Regions from separate parts of the Homo sapiens genome. Here region 1 is linked to region 2. Evidence: chromatin loops called from intact Hi-C (ENCODE). Cell type or tissue: heart right ventricle. All regions are shown on one strand. Each heading gives the region's core, and the rest is flanking DNA. Links, peaks and the distances in the headings are about the cores only. Region 1 overlaps TAS1R1 (taste 1 receptor member 1). Region 2 holds the start of THAP3 (THAP domain containing 3).

The links. Hi-C counts contacts between places; a loop is a spot of excess contacts. Peaks named below come from ENCODE experiments on the same cell type or tissue, not always from the same donor. Only the 100,000 strongest peaks of a DNase experiment are listed, where the experiment ranks them.
Region 1: it touches region 2 in a loop (3-fold over the local background); 32 of 110 quality-filtered maps call a loop at or near these places.

Annotation. Positions count from the first base shown.
Region 1 is chr1:6,568,314-6,577,718 of GRCh38, forward strand. TAS1R1 (taste 1 receptor member 1) reads left to right here. Exons shown (of 6, transcript NM_138697.4): 2 at 2,596-2,902; 3 at 6,318-7,079; 4 at 8,102-8,314; 5 at 8,637-8,757. It overlaps LOC107984912 (a long non-coding RNA gene), which reads right to left. Exons shown (of 3, transcript XR_002958250.1): 2 at 1,542-1,670. Among named protein-coding and RNA genes, the nearest start is that of ZBTB48, 7.0 kb to the right of the region's middle. In heart right ventricle, for the core only: no CTCF peak of the experiment used is centred there; no DNase peak of the experiment used is centred there.
Region 2 is chr1:6,621,631-6,631,011 of GRCh38, forward strand. PHF13 (PHD finger protein 13) reads left to right here. Exons shown (of 4, transcript NM_153812.3): 4 at 1-2,400. The coding sequence ends at 7. It overlaps THAP3 (THAP domain containing 3), which reads left to right and starts at 3,238. Exons shown (of 6, transcript NM_001195753.2): 1 at 3,238-3,324; 2 at 3,520-3,662; 3 at 6,869-7,061; 4 at 8,658-8,723. The coding sequence starts at 3,589. RefSeq lists a silencer at 3,629-4,038. In heart right ventricle, for the core only: a CTCF peak has its summit at 3,427; DNase peaks (open chromatin) are centred at 3,531 and 4,405; H3K4me3 peaks cover 2,737 bases; H3K27ac peaks cover 2,128 bases.

The sequences.
Region 1 (9,405 bases), core at 416-8,415, 53 kb before region 2:
GCGTGGCGGCGGGTGCCTGTAGTCCCAGCTACTCCGGAGGCTGAGACAGGAGAATGGCGTGAACCCGGGAGGCGGAGCTTGCAGTGAGCCGAGATTGCGCCACTGCACTCCAGCCTGGGCAAGAGTGTGAGACTCCGTCTCAAAAAAGAAAAAAAAAAAAAAAGAACAATAGTTCCTTCTTGGGAGGCAGTGTCGATGCAGGTATATTTTTGGAGAGACTCTGTAAGGCGGGAAAGGAATTGGGCAGGATTTTCGTCTGCCTTTTGGGAAGTTTCTTTAAGTTTTTCAAAATTTACAGGCTTATGGGCAGCTTTGTTAAGGCCTGCAATGAGGCAGGTAATCATGTGGTTATGGGATGCCCGGCTGGGGTCTGTGGGTTGGTACTCCCAGGAAGGCTCTTACTGGGGAACAGCAGCAGCTCCTACGGGCTTAGTAGGATCTTGCTGATGAAGATTGGCGGCATGTGCCTGTGCTGCAAGCCACACTCTTTCCTTCTCTTCTGGAAGGAGGGTGGAAGAGAGGATAATGTAGAGATCATGCCAAGTGAGTTCATAAGATTGGGTAAGATATTTAAATTCTTTGATATAAGTATCGGGATCAGATGAGAAGGACCCGAGATGTTTTTCAATTTGGTAGAGGTTGGAGAGGGAGAAAGGGACGTGGACACGGACGATCTCCTCAGCTCTTGCCACCTCCCGGAGCGGAAGTGAGGAGGCTGGTTGAGGGGCATGTTGGGCCCGAGAATGGGTAAGGGGTAGAGACGGTGAAAATTCGGAGTCAGAGGCAGGGTGGTTGGAGAGAGGGGGAGAAGGGGGCAGAACAGGAACGGGGACGTAAGGTGGGGGATTGGGGTGGTTTAATGGAGGACCATGATGGTGGCGAGGATGGGGAAAATTGGCGAGGTTAAAAGAAGAGGAGTCATCGACTGGGGCTGTAGGAAGAGTGACAGAGGGTGAGTTGGGTTTGGAGCGGGCAAGGAGGATTTGGAAAGTAGAACAGGACTGGCAGAGAGAAGGGTGGCTATGGAGAGTGAAGAAAGCCTGAACATAAGGAATCTCGGACCACTTCCCATTGCAGTGGCAAAAGTTGTCTAAGTCTTTAAGGACATTGAAATCGAAAGTGCCATTTTCGGGCCATTGGGAGCTATTGTCTAACCTGTATTGAGGCCAGACAGTATTACAGTAGAAAAGCAGCTTCTTAGGACAGACCTCTGAATGGAGGCCGAGGGCATTGAGGTTGCATAGAAGACACCCAAGGGGGGTGGTCTTAGGAAGCGTAGAATGAGAAGCTCCTATGGTGAATGGAGTGGGGCAGGCAGTGGAAGGAGAGACTGCCGGTCAACAAGGATGGTGGGAGAGGGCGTCCTGTGTCCCGCAAGCCCTGTCTGGAATAGAGGAGGTAGCCACTGAGACAGGCGTCCCTGAAATGGAGGAACCGGAGGCCTGGAGGCCAGAGGAAGCCCTTGGCCCAGCGCTGGGTCTTTCGGGAATTCAGAGACGGTCAAGGATTCTGGGTAAATGGCAGGAGTCTCTTTTACTCACCCTCGCAGAAGCTCTAATGATGAATGAGGTTGCCAATAATGGGAGAGTCTGAGAAATCCTCTGGGTCTTTGGCAGGTTCTGGAAGGGGAGGGTGGCCAGGAGAGAGGTGGGATGAGAGGGGGAAAGGCTCTAGCACACAGCCAGGGAGGAGAGAGGGAGGGAGGGAGGGGGAGAGAGAGAGAGAGAGAGAGAGAGAGTGAGTCCTCTGGGGATGCCCGGCCAGAGCCTACCCATTCCTGGGTTTCAGCACCAAAATGTAAGGTTAGCCAAGAGAAAGAACGAGTAGACCCAAAGTCAGGCAAGCAAGTTTATTAACCTGCTGGGCTGCTCCACAGCAATCAGAGGAGGCAGCAGCCCAGGCTTACAGACTAGGGGGTGTAAGTATATTTTAGGGAGTGGGGGCTGTTTCTGGGTAGAGCCACATCCTGGTTGATGGGCAGATGTTAGGGGAAAAAACAACAGCTGGGGAACATCTGCCTTGGCAGAGGGCCTGCAGGTGGTGAGAAAAGGAGGGGATGGAGAAAAACAAAGCGAGGGGAACATCTGCCTTGGCGGAGGGCCTTTGCTGGGTTGGGTCCCTAACACATCTCAAAAAAAAAAAAAAAAAGCCTGAAGTTTCTGCACAAGGAGGGAATTGAGGGAATTCTGCCTCCAGACCGCCTTAGGACTGAAGAGCATAGTAACATCAATTCTTTATAGAATGTCCAGCCTGCTGGCCTGTCCTGTAAAATTTGAACTTGCCAGCCCTCACAATGTGAACCAATTCCTTAAACTAAATTTCTCACTTTCTCTCTCTCTCTGGAAAACACTGACTAATGTAGCAGGTTTCTCTGCTCCAGGACTTCAGGACCTTTTCGATGCTAATAAGTTTCTCCATCAGGGCCAGCTTGTTCCTCCTACTGAGCTTGAGAGCCCTTGTTGAAGTTGTGGTTTGGGGGACTGGACCGATGACCTCAAAGGTTCCCTTTGCTCCCAAGCCTCAGAGTCTAGGAGGCCAGAGGGTCTCAGCAGGCCTTTGTCCTTCTCAGCTGTCTCTTACTGGCTTTCTCCACAGGTCTTGTAGCTTCAATGAGCATGGCTACCACCTCTTCCAGGCTATGCGGCTTGGGGTTGAGGAGATAAACAACTCCACGGCCCTGCTGCCCAACATCACCCTGGGGTACCAGCTGTATGATGTGTGTTCTGACTCTGCCAATGTGTATGCCACGCTGAGAGTGCTCTCCCTGCCAGGGCAACACCACATAGAGCTCCAAGGAGACCTTCTCCACTATTCCCCTACGGTGCTGGCAGTGATTGGGCCTGACAGCACCAACCGTGCTGCCACCACAGCCGCCCTGCTGAGCCCTTTCCTGGTGCCCATGGTAAGCTGGAGCCTCAGACCTTTGCCCATCTCCCTTCAGGCAAGTCTGGGCTGGGGCATGTGGGCAAGAGCTGCTGTCCCCCCCAAGGCTGCCTGCCCCCTGGATCTCTTGGGTGGTCACTGCTCTTTAGTCACAAGTCAGGGGTCCCTGCCCAGCGTGGTTCCTGCCCCAGCCTTCCTCTCTTTCCAGAGCTGCTTCCAGATCCCTGCCTCCACTCTCATGGGAAAACCCATTCTCCTTGGGAACTACTGCCACTCAGCTGTACCCCTGCTGCCCTCCACTTCCCTCCTCCCTCCAGAGGTTCCGTTGCCTTTGTTAGGAATGGACATCCTGGACGGGCGCTGTGGCTCATGCCTGTAATCCCTTGGGGAGGCTGGGCAGATCTCTTGAGGCCAGGAGTTCGAGACCAGCCTGGCCAGTATGGCGAAACCCCATCTCTACTAAAAATACAAAAGTTAGCTGAGAGTGGTGGTGTGTGCCTGTAATCCCAGCTACTTGGGAGGCTGAGACAGGAGAATTGCTGGAATCTGGGAGGTGGAGGTTGCAGTGAGCTGAGATTGCACCACTGCATTCCAGCCTGGGTGACAGAGTGATACCTTGTCCCCTCCATCCTCCCCCCAAAAAAGGACACCCTTTGCTTCCCACCCCATAGACTGCTCCACATCATCCCAGTCTCTCCTGCCTGCCTTTCCTTCTTCCCTCCTGGCTCAGAGGTGCTGACATGCCTCACCTTGCTGATGTCAGTCCTGTCTCTGTGCTTATTCTTGCCCTGTACCTTGGACCACAGCCCCTCCTTGGCTTATGGATCCTTCCCCATGGGTTCCTGCCTGGCCTGTGGTTGCCCTCATTCCTCTCCCTCTTCCAGGCCCTCTACCCTGAGCACTGACTCCCTGCCCCTTCCCATGGGAGTTTCCTGCTGGCCTCTCCCTGCCCTCATTGACCCTCAGCCCGATTCTGTCCCCACCACTCTTGCTTTCGCTGTGAGCTGGGGCACCTTCTAGGTATCCAAATCCTACTTTGCAGTCCTTCTTTATCTTAGGTGACTTGTGATTTTTTTTTTTTTTTTTTTTTGAGACACAGTCTCACTCTGACACTCAGGCTGGAGTGCAGTGGTGCAATGTTGTCTCACTGTCTCCCAGGCTCAAGCAATCCTCCCACCTCATACTCCTAAGTAGCTGGGTCCACAGGCATGTGCCACCATGCCTGGCTAATTTTTGTATTTTTTGTAGAGATAGAGGTCTCACTATGTTGCCTAGACTGGCCTTGAACTCCTGGGCTCAAGCAATCCACCTGCCTTGGCCTCCCAAAGTGGTGAGATTACAGGCATGAGGCACCGTGCCCTTTGTGACATTTTTGACCAGTCCTCCTATGAGAGTCTTTCCTTGGAATTTATGCCCCCCTCAGCCCCCTGCCCCCACCTGGCTTTCACTTGCAGCTCTTCTCTCCTTTTGCCCCACTTCCTCTGAAAAGGTAGGTGATTCCCCGGAGCAGGCTTCGCCCTCCTCTCCTCCCCTTTTCCAGTTCCCAGGCAGGCTGTGGGCTCGTGGTTTAACCTCCCATTCTCAGTCCCCTCCCCTCTGATCTGAGCCCCTGATGCTGGCCCAACATTGCCACATCATGGACCCAGCAAGGCCCAGATTGACCTTACCTCCCTACACAACAAAAGCCTCTTTTCTTCCTGTATTAGCCCCAATCCTCTGGTGGAGGGTAGTGAGGGAGTGGCCATCACCCTGGAGTCCTGCCCACTGCTGCTCCTCCTTGCCCTGCTCCCCACCTTTCATCCTTTCTGGCCTCCTTTTCCACTGCCACAGCCACAGCTGGAATTCACACCAGCATCACCCCTCAGCTAGATTCTCCCATCAGTGTCCTAAGGCTTCCCCCTGATTTTAGTCTTAAATTTCTTCTAACTCATTCCTCACTGAAGTCAGAGATACGCTCATGAAATGCAAGTCCCGGCCGGGCACCGGGCGCGGGGGCTCACGCCTGTAATCCCAGCACTTTGGGAGGCTAAGGTGGGCAGCTCATGAGGTCAGGAGTTGGAAACCAGCCTGGCCAACGTGGTGAAACCCTGTCTCTGCTAAAAATGCAAAAATTAGCCAGGCGTGGTGGCAGGCACCTGTAATCCCAGCTACTCAGGAGGCTGAGGCAGGAGAATTTCTTGAACCCAGGAGGCAGGGGTTGCAGTGAGCCAAGATCACGCCACCGCACTCCATCCTGGGCGACAGAGCAAGACTCTGTCTCAGAAAGAAAAGAAAAAATGCAAGTCCGAACATAGCACTTCTCTGCGGACATCCTTAGGGACTCCCTGTGGCTTACAGCAGTGGCCCCCAACCTTTTCGGCATCAGGGACTGGTTTCGTGGAAGACAATTTTTCTAAGGACGGGTGTGTGAGGGGTTGGTTTCAGGATGATTCAAGTGCATTACATTTATTTATTTATTTATTTTTATTTTTATTTTTATTTTTTGAGACGGAGTTTCGCTCTGTCGCCCAGGCTGGAGTGCAGTGGCGCGATCTCGACTCACTGCAAGCTCCGCCTCCCGGGTTCACGCCATTCTCCTGCCTCAGCCTCCCGTGTAGCTGGGACTACAGGCGCGCGCCACCATGCCCGGCTAATTTTTTTGTATTTTTAGTAGAGACGGGGTTTCACCGTGTTAGCCAGGCTGGTCGCAAACTCCTAACCTCGTGATCCACCCACCTCGGCCTCCCAATGTGCTGGGATTACAGGTGTGAGCCACTGCACCCGGCCATAATGTATTAATATAATAAAATAATTATACAACTCACCATAATGTAGAATCAGTGGGAGCCCTGAGCTTGTTTTCCTACAACTAGATGGTCCCATCTGGGGGTGATGGGAGACAGTGACAGATCATCAGACATTAGATTCTCATAAGTAGCGTGCAACCCAGATCCCTCGCATGTGCAGTTCACAGTAGGGTTCAAGCTCCTACAAGAATCTGATGCTGCTGCTGATCTGACAGGAGGGGAGCAGCTGTAAATACAGATGAAGCTTCGCTTACTCACCAGCTGCTCACCTCCTCCTGTGAGGCCCGGTTCCTAACAGGCCACTGACCTAACTTCTGCCCTGACCTACACATGCTTCTCTTCTTCCTTGCAAACTGCCTCCAGTGGAAGTCCCTGAAGGTCCCCAAACACACGGGACTATTTCACTCCTATGCAGGTTTTGTCTCCTTTGCTTGGAATGCATCCCCTCACCCCTTGTCCCCAGGCAGATTCCCACCCCTCCCCCAGAACCTGCCCCAGTGGAGCCTTCGCAGGTGATTTGTCAGTTTCACAGGCTGAGGGGTGCTCTCCTGGTCTCCCCGGCTCCCTGTATCCCCACACCCAGCACAGGGCCAGGCACTGGGGGGGCCTTCAGTGGAGACTGAAATGGCTGAACGGGACCTCCCATAGATTAGCTATGCGGCCAGCAGCGAGACGCTCAGCGTGAAGCGGCAGTATCCCTCTTTCCTGCGCACCATCCCCAATGACAAGTACCAGGTGGAGACCATGGTGCTGCTGCTGCAGAAGTTCGGGTGGACCTGGATCTCTCTGGTTGGCAGCAGTGACGACTATGGGCAGCTAGGGGTGCAGGCACTGGAGAACCAGGCCACTGGTCAGGGGATCTGCATTGCTTTCAAGGACATCATGCCCTTCTCTGCCCAGGTGGGCGATGAGAGGATGCAGTGCCTCATGCGCCACCTGGCCCAGGCCGGGGCCACCGTCGTGGTTGTTTTTTCCAGCCGGCAGTTGGCCAGGGTGTTTTTCGAGTCCGTGGTGCTGACCAACCTGACTGGCAAGGTGTGGGTCGCCTCAGAAGCCTGGGCCCTCTCCAGGCACATCACTGGGGTGCCCGGGATCCAGCGCATTGGGATGGTGCTGGGCGTGGCCATCCAGAAGAGGGCTGTCCCTGGCCTGAAGGCGTTTGAAGAAGCCTATGCCCGGGCAGACAAGAAGGCCCCTAGGCCTTGCCACAAGGGCTCCTGGTGCAGCAGCAATCAGCTCTGCAGAGAATGCCAAGCTTTCATGGCACACACGATGCCCAAGCTCAAAGCCTTCTCCATGAGTTCTGCCTACAACGCATACCGGGCTGTGTATGCGGTGGCCCATGGCCTCCACCAGCTCCTGGGCTGTGCCTCTGGAGCTTGTTCCAGGGGCCGAGTCTACCCCTGGCAGGTAAGAGAGCCCACCCCAGCACCTCCTGTCAGGGAGAACAGCCAATCCTGAGATGAGCAGAGTGGGCACTCTCCGGTCACTCTAAATGCCAAGGGGGATAAATGCCACTAACTTGAGGTTTTTTGTTTTGTTTTGTTTTGTTTTTTGAGACAGTCTGGCTCTGTCACCCAGGCTGCAGTGTAGTGATGCGATCTCGGCTCTCTGCAACTTCCACCTCCTGGGTTCAAGTGATTCTCTTGCCTCGGCCTCCTGAGTAGCTGGGATTACAGGCACCCACCACCATGCCTGGATAATTTTTCTTTTCTTTTTTTTTTTTTTGAGATAGAGTCTCGCTCTGTTGCCCAGGCTGGAATGCAGTGGTGCGATCTTGGCTCACTGTGAGCTCCGCCTCCCAGGTTCACTCCATTCCCCTGCCTCAGCCTCCCAAGTAGGTGGGACTACGGGCGCCCGCCACCACGCCCAGCTAATTTTTTTTGTATTTTGAGTAGAGACGGGGTTTCACCATGTTAGCCAGGATGGTCTCAATCTCCTGACCTTGTCATCCGCCCACCTCGTCCTCCCAAAGTGCTGGGATTACAGGCGTGAGCCACCGCACCCGGCCTAATTTTTGTATTTTTAGTAGAGATGGGGTTTCACCATGTTGGCCAGGCTGGTCTCGAACTCCTGGCATCAAGTGATCCTCCTGCTTCGGCCTCCCAAAGTGCTGGGATTACAGGCATTAGCTCTCTTCTCTTAGACAGATCTTTCTCTCTGATCCTTGCCTTCTCTCACCCACTGTGTCTTGGAAGTGTCAAGTGATAAGATCCAGGGCTAAAACTGTCTGTAAAGGAGTGTTTGTTAGAGGCCTCCTCTCAGGAGGTTGGTGGGGAAGATTGAGGGGCTTCCTAAGAAGGAAGGGACGAGACCTTCCTGATGGGCTGAAACCACCAGGACGGAAACCCAGGAAGGCCCCAGGCCCTTGCTTCTGGGACCATGTGGGTCTGTGCTGTCTGTGGTGGCTTCATGATACGCGTTTCTTTCAGCTTTTGGAGCAGATCCACAAGGTGCATTTCCTTCTACACAAGGACACTGTGGCGTTTAATGACAACAGAGATCCCCTCAGTAGCTATAACATAATTGCCTGGGACTGGAATGGACCCAAGTGGACCTTCACGGTCCTCGGTTCCTCCACATGGTCTCCAGTTCAGCTAAACATAAATGAGACCAAAATCCAGTGGCACGGAAAGGACAACCAGGTAATGGGGATGTGGCTACTCACCATGTAACTGGCTTATGGGCAACCTAGAGCCTGGGGGTGATGCTGACACAGTGTACAGGGAGCAGGAGGGGGGCCCCAGGGGTCCAGCTGCCACCACTCTACCCATCCTGGCCAGGGAAGCAGGGAAGACACTCCGTAGGCGAGTGTGCAGATGCCCTGGGGCGGAAGTTCACACGACCAGGGGCCCTGCCCTGGGAGTGAGCCCTGAGGGCAGATGCACAGAGATTCTGTTTTCTGTTCCACATGTGAGCTGTCCTTTGACTTGGGCCCCTACGTGTGGCCCCTCTGGCTTCTTACAGGTGCCTAAGTCTGTGTGTTCCAGCGACTGTCTTGAAGGGCACCAGCGAGTGGTTACGGGTTTCCATCACTGCTGCTTTGAGTGTGTGCCCTGTGGGGCTGGGACCTTCCTCAACAAGAGTGGTGAGTGGGCAATGGAGCAGGCGAGCTACCCAGCACTCCCGGGGGCTGCACGGTGGAGGGAGGGCCTCCCTTGGGCCCCATGTGCCCTGCCCCAGAACCAAGGCCCAGTCACTGGGCTGCCAGTTAGCTTCAGGTTGGAGGACACCTGCTACCAGACAGAATTCTGATCAAGAGAATCAGCCACTGGGTGCGGTGGCTCATGCCTGTAATCCCAGCACTTTGGGAGGCTGAGGCGGGTGGATCACTTGAGGTCGGGAGTTCGAGACCAGCCTGGCCAACATGGTGAAACCCCATCTCTACCAAAAATATAAAAAATTAGCTGGGTGTGGTGGCGCGTGCCTGTAATCCCAGCTACTCGGGAGGCTGAGGCAGGAGAATCACTTGAACCCAGGAGGCGGAGGTTGCAGTGAGCCAAGATGCATTCCAGCCTGGACCACAAAGCGAGAATTCGTCCCCCCAAAAAAAGAAAGGAGGCCGGGCGCGGTGGCTCACACCTGTAATCCCAGCACTTTGGGAGGCCGAGGTGGGTGGATCACCTGAGGTCAGGAGTTCGAGACCAGCCTGACCAACATGGTGAAACCCCATCTCTACTAAAAATACAAAAAAAGTTAGCCGGGCGTTGTGGCGTGTGCCTGTAATTCCAGCTAC
Region 2 (9,381 bases), core at 1-8,000:
GGACTGACTGCTGGCTGGCGAGGAGGCTGCGAGCGTGGAATCGGAAGCGACCGCGGGCTTTTTTGCCCTTCTCTTAGTTGAGCACAGAACCCTCAGCTCTGGTGCGGGCAGATCCCTGCCATTTAGGTGCCTAAGCAAAAGGACAGGCTGTCCAAGGTAGAAACTGTACATAGCCGGTGACCGAATGCGACCTTTGCCAGCCAGAGCTGCTGCCAGAGCTGCGTTCCCTGCAGTGGAGGTGGACTGGACACCCACGTGCAGCGGGTTTGGCTCATTTGAAAATGAGGGTCCGTGGTAGCTGTGCGTTTTGCTATCATTGCTAAGAGATTCCCGCTGATTGGGCTCAGTGCCAGCTGTTATTCTGCTTCCACTGTGTTGGGGAGAGGTGTTCGGTTTCCCCAGCCTGTTAATGAACAGCCATACGTGTAAGCTTTTTCTTGAGTGTTAAGTCTTTTACCAAAAGTGTCTGTACAGCAGCCATCCAAGTTGCCCCTACTTAGTGGCTTGCCCTCTGCCTGCCTCAGCTGCTGCCTGACCGGCTGGGGGAGGCACTGGCGGGAGGCCTCGGGCTCCCCTGGAAGGGCGCTGGGCTGGCGGGTCAGCTGGTGGTTCTTAGGTTTCCTTCTGTTTGTTAAAAGGGACAATGTGGCCACTTCTCTGTGGAAAGGGAGTTGGTTGGGGGGTTGAGATGGCCCGTGTTCATAACTCAGTTTCCTGTTTTGCACGATGTAAAAACCCTGTCTTTTTGCACGATACAGCCAAAAGTATTGGCTGATTTCTTGCTGAGTGCCCTCTTAGTTGGTGTGTGAGGTCTTGGTGGGCTCAGGCCAGCTGTTTGCGAGTGTGGGAACTCATAGGTTCTGTCTTTGTCTCTTCCTTTCACCTCATTCTGGTAGCAGCATAAAGGTTAGGCAATCACTGGGACCCGCATGGTGTTCCTCCAAAGAATAGGGTAAAGGAGAGCTGGGAGGGAGCCCTCTCCGTTGGGTGACTCTTGTGTGCCCTTTAGACAGGCTGGCCTGCCGGTTCCACAGGGTACAGTTAGGACTTGAGTCTTTCTTTTTCTGTTTTGAGTTGGTGAGTGAGTGATAGGGTAACATGGGCCTTCAGGATGACCCCTTGGAACTGTGCCGAGTTCCTTAAATCTCAGCTGGGATCCTGGACCTGGGAGGCCCCTGTGAGGGCCAGCTCTGGAAAAACCTGGGAGTTGATGCCGGAGGCTGTGGAAGAACTCTGCTCGAGGGCAGGGTGCCCTGGAACACTGGTAGTTCTGGGGCTGGGAGGGAGAGGGGCTCCGGCTTTCTCTGAAATGAACACTGCTCTTCAGCAGTTCAAGTACTTGTTCTCAAAACATTTTCTAATTGATTGGTAGGTTTTCATAAGCATTGTTTCTTTAAGGCATGGAAAGGGAAGAATGCTCAAGCAAGTCATGTTTGTTTTCAGTGGGATGGGCCCGCGTTCTCACTGCTGGGGGCTTCCCCTTCATGTGGCACCTTTGTGCCAGGCCACCAGGCAGACTCTTCCCACCTTCTCCCACTGAAGCACCAAGGGGCTTGAACCGTAATTTGGCTAATCAGAGGCATTTTTTTTGTCCTAGTATCTTTCACACTTGTCCAACCGTCTTATTTTTTTAAAAGTTCTGTTGCTTGTATTAACACGAAACTAGAGAGAAATAGTTTCTGAAGCCAGTTTATTGTGAAGATCCCCAAGGGGGAGGTTCGGTAGAGAAAAATAGTAAGCTGGTTTAGAAACTGACGAGGGCAAACAGCCAGGACGCATTGGAGAGGAATTTGCCAAAGATCTACCCTGAGATAACGCCTGTCCAGTGTCTTCACCACGTGAATAACCAGCGCTCCAAAGTGTTTTTCTGCTTTGAAAAAAAAAAATTCCACAAGCTTTTAAAGGTGCATTTAAGAATCCATGTGACTTTAGAATGGAACTGCCGGCCCTGGCAACTGTCACGTGTGCTAGAAGGTTCGATGCCTCTGGAATGCATGTGATACTCATCTCCATTTTGTTTCCTTGATTGCATTTTTGTTCTTTTAGCAGATCTGTCCCTGTGGGTGGTGTCTAAGAAGTCGGACACCTTGGTTTTTGTGTTAGATTGAGCTGGGCAGCTGCAATCAGCTTCTTTATATGCAAATTAGGCACGACCCATCTGTGGTTCCTGGTTGGTGGCTAATGAAGTGAGGGGAGGGAGGGATGTCACCCCAAAAGTAGGCCCTCCCATTGGCTTTGGCCAGGCCAGACACTTCACATCGTTTACATGGTTCTGTGTAATTTTAAAGTTTATGTGTATAAAGCGAAGCTGTTTCTGTGAAACTGTATATTTTGTAAATAAATATATTGCTACTTTGAGGTTCATGATTCAAGGTTCAGGCGATTGCGTTCTGTGCTGAAGGACAATTGTGTTTCTTTTCTCCTTGCTACCTCCCCAAAGCATGATTACATCAAGTCTCTGGGAAGGCAGCGTCTCAGTGTGCACTTAGCAGGATGGAAAATGCCCACGGTGTTAAGGTACCTTGCTGGTGAATTCCTTAGAAACAAACCACAGGACGAGTAGATGTGAATGGTTTTTGCAGTTTCTTCATCAGATTGAGGATTAGCTCAAGCCCCAGTGAGTGGTTAGCCTACTTTTGATTTTTTTTTTGTTTTTGAGACTTGAGTTTCGTTCTTGTCACCTAGGCTGTGAAGTGCTGTGATGAGATTTTGGCTCATTGTAACTTCCACCTCCCGGGTTCAAGAGATTCTCCTGCTTCAGCCTTCCGAGTAGCTGGAATTACAGGTGCCCGCCACCATGTGCGGCTAATTTTTGTATTTTTAGTAGAGATGGGGTTTCACCATGTCGGTCAGGCTGGCCTTGAACTCCTGATCTCAGGTGATCCGCCTGCCTCGGCCTCCCAAAGTGCTGGGATTACAGGCGTGAGCCACTGCGCCTGGCCGATTTTTTTTTTTTTCTTCTTACAAGATGACGCCTTCCCTATAGGCTGCTTTGAGAAAGCTGCAGCCTCGGAGTTTCTGCAAGGCCTGAACTGGAATCTCCCTCCCCTTCAGTTGCCCTTTTTGCCTCTTCACGTTTGGGGGTTCCCTGTGACCAAACTTAAGGGCAGTGAGCTGTCTGGCCTCTGAACTGACACCACCAGTGGCCAACTAGTACCACCTCCAGTGACGTCAGAGGAGTCCAGACCTATTCACAATTCAAAGCCCTAAAAACACTGAGGGGTTGGCCGTTGGTTTCCAGTTGTCCAAGCCTGTGAGTGGCTATGCGTCCTGGTTGGGTGCTCAAAGCAAGGAGGTGAAAGGCGACCAGCATTGGCGAATGGGGTAAGACTTGCACAGGCCCAAGGCTAGGAGTTGGGGTTTCGGGCCTGAATTGGGGCCCGGAGCACCCCTTTACGTGGCGCCCCGGGTCCCGTCCGACCCTGGGGAGACGCGGGTGGCTGGGATGGCAGGATGAGCGCGCCCTGGAGGCGAGCCAGGCCCGTCACCACCTCCCAGCGGCCCCGCCCCTCCCCGCAGGTCCCTCCCCTCTCCGCAGGCCCCGCCGCCGCCGCCATCTTTGTTGGGGGCAGCCAGGCCTGGCTCGAGATGCCGAAGTCGTGCGCGGCCCGGCAGTGCTGCAACCGCTACAGCAGCCGCAGGAAGCAGCTCACCTTCCACCGGTAAGAGGCGGGGACCCGGGGGCGCGGGAGGCCCAGACCCGGGGCCCGCGGACCGACTCCGAGGCCTTGGCGCGCCGGGCGGGAGGCCCAAAGGCGTGCGGCCGCTGGGCCCGGGGACAGGCCGAGGTCCTGGGCCCAGAGGGGCTGGCGCCGCCGCGCCCGCCGCGGGGATGCGGGGAGTGGCGGACGGAGGGGCAGCGGCGCACCTGGCGGGGCCAGGGCCGGGACGTGCAGGGAGCGGAGCAGGTGTTTGCTGAACAGACTAGCGGGCCGCGGCCGGGGTTTGCTGTGTCCCTGGTCGCTGCAGCCCCCGCCGCGCGCGGTCCTGAAGGGAGCCCGGCACCTGGGCAGTGCAGTGGAGGAGTGGAACCCCCAGGGGCGTCCTGGCAGTGGGAAGGGACTCTGCAGGGTCGCGGGAGGACGCTGGAGACTTTGGAGTCTGCTCCAGCACTCGCCCGGCCCGGCCCGGCCCGGCCCAGGAGCAATCGTCATTAGTCACAGTTGCGCTTTCTCCAAGGTCCAGTCACGGCACCATTTCTCTACCCACTTTTGGGCACATTCCGAAGGGGGGCTTGTGCTCATCGTTCCCATTCCCTCTGCTCCCATTGTTCTGTTTTGTGATAAATGCTTTGCTTGAAGTATACGTAATGTACATGCAGAAAAATGCACGAATCATAAGTATACAGCCCAGCGAGTTTTCCCCAAGTGAACGTCACTGAACTGAAACGTTACCAGCTGGGCGCGGTGGCTCAAGCCTGTCATCCCAGCACTTTGGGAGGCCGAGGCGGGAGGATCGCTTGAGCCTGGGAGTTCGAGACCTGCCTGGGCAACAGAAGGAGACCCTACCTCTACAAATAATTTAAAAAAATTAGCCAGGCAAGGTGGTGTGCCCCTGTAGTCCCAGCTGCTCGGGAGACTGAAGTAGGAGGATCGCTTGAACCCAGCTTCGAGGCTGCAGTGAGCTATAATCTTGCCACTGCACTCCAGCCTGGGTGACAGAGCGATACCTCATCTCAAAATAAGAAATAAAACATCACTACCCCCGAGAAGAACCCCTACCTGGACCCCCTCCCAGGCCCTCCTCCTCTCTCCTGCCCAAAGGGAACCCTATCCTGCCCGCTATCAGAGTGGATTGCAGTTCATTCGCTTTCGTTGCCACATAATATTCCATTGAATGCAAGTGCCAGAATTTACTGATTTGTTCTACAATTGAAGGGCATTTGGGTGGCCCCATTTTTTGGATGACAAATACATGGTTCTGGAGGCTGGGCGTGGTGGCTCACGCCTGTAATCCCAGCACTTTGGGAGGCCGAGCTGGGTGGATCACCTGAGGTCAGGAGTTGGAGACCAGCCTGACCAACATGGTGAAACCCCGTCTCTACTTCTCTACTACAAATACAAAAATTACCCGGGCGTGGTAGCGCGCACCTGAAATCCCAGCTACTCAGGAGGCTAAGGCAGGAGAATCACTTGACCCTGGGAGGCAGAGCTTGCAGTGAACCGAGATCGCACCACTACACTCCATCTTGGGCAACAGAGCGAGACTCCGTCTCAAAAAACAAAACAAAACAAACATTGTTTTGGCCAGTTTTGGTGGGACTTGTGTTGCAGTGCATCTATCTGTTTTGCCTCTGTCAGGTATGTACTTGGGGATGGAGTTGCTGCGCCTTCTCTCTTGAAGTCGTTTCCTCCACTCCCACGAGAGCTCTGTCACATCACTAGTGAGCCTTGTGACACTGATCGATTGCATAGCATTTCACACAACTGACCCCTGAGCCTGGGTCACTTTTCCCGCATGGCGTCTGGTACACTTCTTGGCCACAGGTGTCTCTTCTCAGTCTCCTTTGCTGGATCCTCCTTATTTCCAGCACTAAGTGTTGGAGCCCTGGGGTGTGGGCCATGGCCCAGGGGTGGCTTCTAGCCACACTTGCTCCCCAGGGGCCCATCTCACCCAGGCTTATCGGTTCCGCAGGGTTGGCCGCCACACTGACATCTCCAGATGCGTGTGGCCGCCTGTCACCCCAGCACATGGAGAGCCTAAAAAGCACCTCAAATTTAACTCCTGACATAAAAAACAAACTTCTTTTTTTGGAGACAGACTCTCACTCTGTTGCCCAGGTGGAGTGCAGTGGCGCAGTCTCGGCTCACTGCAGCCTCTGCCTCCCTGGTTCAGGTGATTCTTGTGCCTCAGCCTCCCAAGTAGCTGGGATCACAGGAGTGCGCCACCACGCTGGGCTAATTTTTGCATCTTTAGTAGAGATGGGGTTTCACCATGTTGGCCAGGCTGGTCTTGAACTCCTGAGTTGAGGCAGTCTGTCTGCCTTGGCCTCCCAAAGTGCTGGGATTACAGGCGTGAGCCACCATGCTCAGCTGCTACAAAACAAACTTCTGATCCCCTTAACCTGCCGTCCTGTAACTTAATTTTATCTCCAACATGAAACTCCTTCCTTCTCAATTTTACCATCTACAGGCAAACCTTACTGCATGGCTTTCAAAATACATCCAAGTCTGCCCTCTCATTACCACTTCCTGCCAATGCCTGGTCCCACAGCAGCCAGGGTGGACCCAGGTTCCATCTCACCTCTGTCTAGAGCCTCCAGGGACTCCCCAGCTGCTCAGGGCCCTGCGTCATGCAGTCCCCACTCCCTCTCGCTGTCTCAGCTGGACCTGCGTGAGTGGCCGTTCCTGCTGTCCCTTCTGAAGCCTGCGTCGCTTGTGCTGCCACTTCCTGCGGTCTGTGCTCAAACATCACCCCTTCAGCTGCCTCTCCTCACCACCCCAGGGCTTCCCTCTGTCTGTTCTCTGGAGCAGCTGTCATCCCCAGAAGACACCGTCCACATCTGTGTGGCTCATCACTGTGCCCCCGCTCCAGAATATCAGCTCTTGGGGGCCAGGACTGTCTCATTACCCCCCATCCCTAGCACGAAGAACAGGGCCCGGCTCCTGGTAGGCTCCTGGCAAATGTAGCATCGGAAGCAGCTCACTTGGGCTCTCTGGCCATGCTCGTGGTCTCGGGTTTCCTATTAAGAGTGCTTTAACAGCTGTGACAGAAGCTTCCAGAAATTAGATGTGATTTAATAAACCGAGAGGACTGAATGTCCACAGCTGTCCAGGGAAGTACTCTGTAGTGATGTGAAAATTCCGAATGACTCTGAGGCGCTGGGTCCAGCCTTGCTGGGCCTCACACCCCGTGCCTCTGCCCTTAGGTTTCCGTTCAGCCGCCCGGAGCTGCTGAAGGAATGGGTGCTGAACATCGGCCGGGGCAACTTCAAGCCCAAGCAGCACACGGTCATCTGCTCCGAGCACTTCCGGCCAGAGTGCTTCAGCGCCTTTGGAAACCGCAAGAACCTAAAGCACAATGCCGTGCCCACGGTGTTCGCCTTTCAGGACCCCACACAGGTAGGAGGGCACTGCACCTTCCGTCTGGTCACATCCAGCCTGCGTTGTTTACCAGCAGCTGGGGGCAGTGGGGGTGGCGGCATGTGTGGGAAAAGCCAAGGCCAAGAACTCCAGTGACAACAGCACTGTCACGCCTCTGGGGTCCACAGCCCTGTGGCCCTGCTGGCCATGACCTCGGCTTTAAGAGAAGTCATAAATTAAAGGCATTTTAAAAATGAATTATTCTATGGCTGGGTGCGGTGGCTCACGTCTGTAATCCCAGCACTTTGGGAGGCAGAGGTGGGTGGATCACCTGAGGTCAGGAATTCGATACCAGCCCAGCCAACATGTTGAAACCCCATTTCTACTAAAAATACAAAAATCAGCTGGGTGTGTTGGTGGGCACCTGTAATCCCAGCTACTTGGGAGGCTGAAGCAGGAGAATCTCTTGAACCGGGAGGCAGAGGTTGCAGTGAGCCAAGCTTGCCTTGGTGGAGGTGGGATGTGTGGGCCTGGCTCAGGAGAGGGCTCACAAAGAGTTGGATGCTGAAGCCTTGAGATCGCATGATAGGCCACAGGGGCACCCACGTGGAGTGGGCAGGCAGGGCAGTGGCGGGACAAGCCACAGGCCAGCAGCTCCCTGCATTGGTGGATTTATGGGGAGAGGAAAGGGATCCGTGAGTGGAGAGTGGAGCCGATGGGAAGAACAAAGCGGCCACGTAGCAAACACGCCCAGAGCGGCCGCCTGGGAGCCCCTGCCCCATCTGTCCTCCCCAGCACCCTTCCCAGATAGCCTCATGCAGTCTGCCTGAACCTCTTCAGGTTGGCAGTCCCTTCCTTCAGGAAGCCCTTCTGGACCCTCAAACCCCCTCTTGCCTCCGACCCCTTCCTGCCCCTCAGTCTTCCTGGCCCCTGTGGCCCCTGCTGTCCTTCCTGTTTCCCTCATTGGTTTTGTCTTCTCCCCTGGAACAGAATCTCCATGAGGGCAGGGGCTGCCTTCCCTGCTTCAGGCCCCACACCCAGGACGCTGCCTGGCACAGCCCAGGTGCTCGGGGTATGTGTCCATAGATGAACACTTTAATCACCTTCACGTATTTGTGATAACGTTTGTCCTGGAAAGATGACACTTGAGCCACTGGGAGTGGGGACGTTTGTCACTGTAGCCCTCGGTGCTTCCAGTGCCTGGTTGGTGGGGAGAAGCTGGGTACGGCCTCTGCCAGCTCTGCTTTGTGGGCCCCACCCCAGTGTGGCCCAGGGGCTGCAGGTTCTGGGTCAGTGGCACCTCGAGTGGTGAGCTGCGCTTCTGCTGCTTGCTGGCGGTCATGGGGCCAGGTGCCAGGCCCTGGGGTGACACATAGGAAGTAGATGGGTCCCTAGCTCTACAGGGACCTATTCAGGGCACTCTGACCATGATTTGAGGACATCTTTGGAGAAAGAGAAGCGCACCAAGCGGGCAGTGTGAGTTGGGCTGAGCTTCAGGTCAGTTTCATTTAGCAGCTGTTCGTTGACTGGGGCATGCAGTGGGCCGAGCAGCGGGGACAAGCATGATGCCCGAGGCCTGCCCCGAGCTCTGAGGGTTCTTGGGGTCTGCATCCACTCTGTGTGTGTCTCTTGTAGCAGGTGAGGGAGAACACAGACCCTGCCAGTGAGAGAGGAAATGCCAGCTCTTCTCAGAAAGAAAAGGTGAGTGCACCGGGCCAGGTACTTGAATGTTTAAATTATGCTGTGGGTTGAGACAGGGAGGTGGGATTTTCCCAGCAAGGCCGGCCCGCAGGGCTGTCGCCTTTCCTCATATGCCAGTTTGGATTCCCGGTTTTTCTGGAGGGAAGGCCCAAGCCTCTCAGCTTCCTTCTTTTCAATATCAAAGAATCTCAGTTGCTAGTAGGGATCGTGCCTGATTCCCTTTTTCTTTTCTTTTTTTTGAGACTGAGTCTCGCTCTGTCACCCAGTCTGGAGTGCAGTGGCATGATCTCGGCGCACTGCAACCTCTTCCAGGTTCAAGTGATTCTCTTGCCTCAGCCTCCCGAGTAGCTGGGATTACAGATGCCCGCTACCACGCCCGGCTAATTTTTGTGTTTTGAAATAGAGACGGGGTTTTACCACGTTGGCCAGGCTGGTCTCGAACTCCTGACCTCAGGTGATCCACCCACCTCTGCCTCACAAAGTGCTGGGATTATAGGTGTGAGCCACCGCGCCTGGGCCCCCACTTTTTTTTTTTTGTAGAGATAGCATCTTGCTATTTTACTCAGGCTGGTCTCAAACTACCGGGCTCAAGCCATCCTCCCACCTCAGTCTCCCAAAGTGCTGGGAGTATAGATGTGAGTCACTGCACCCAACCTTT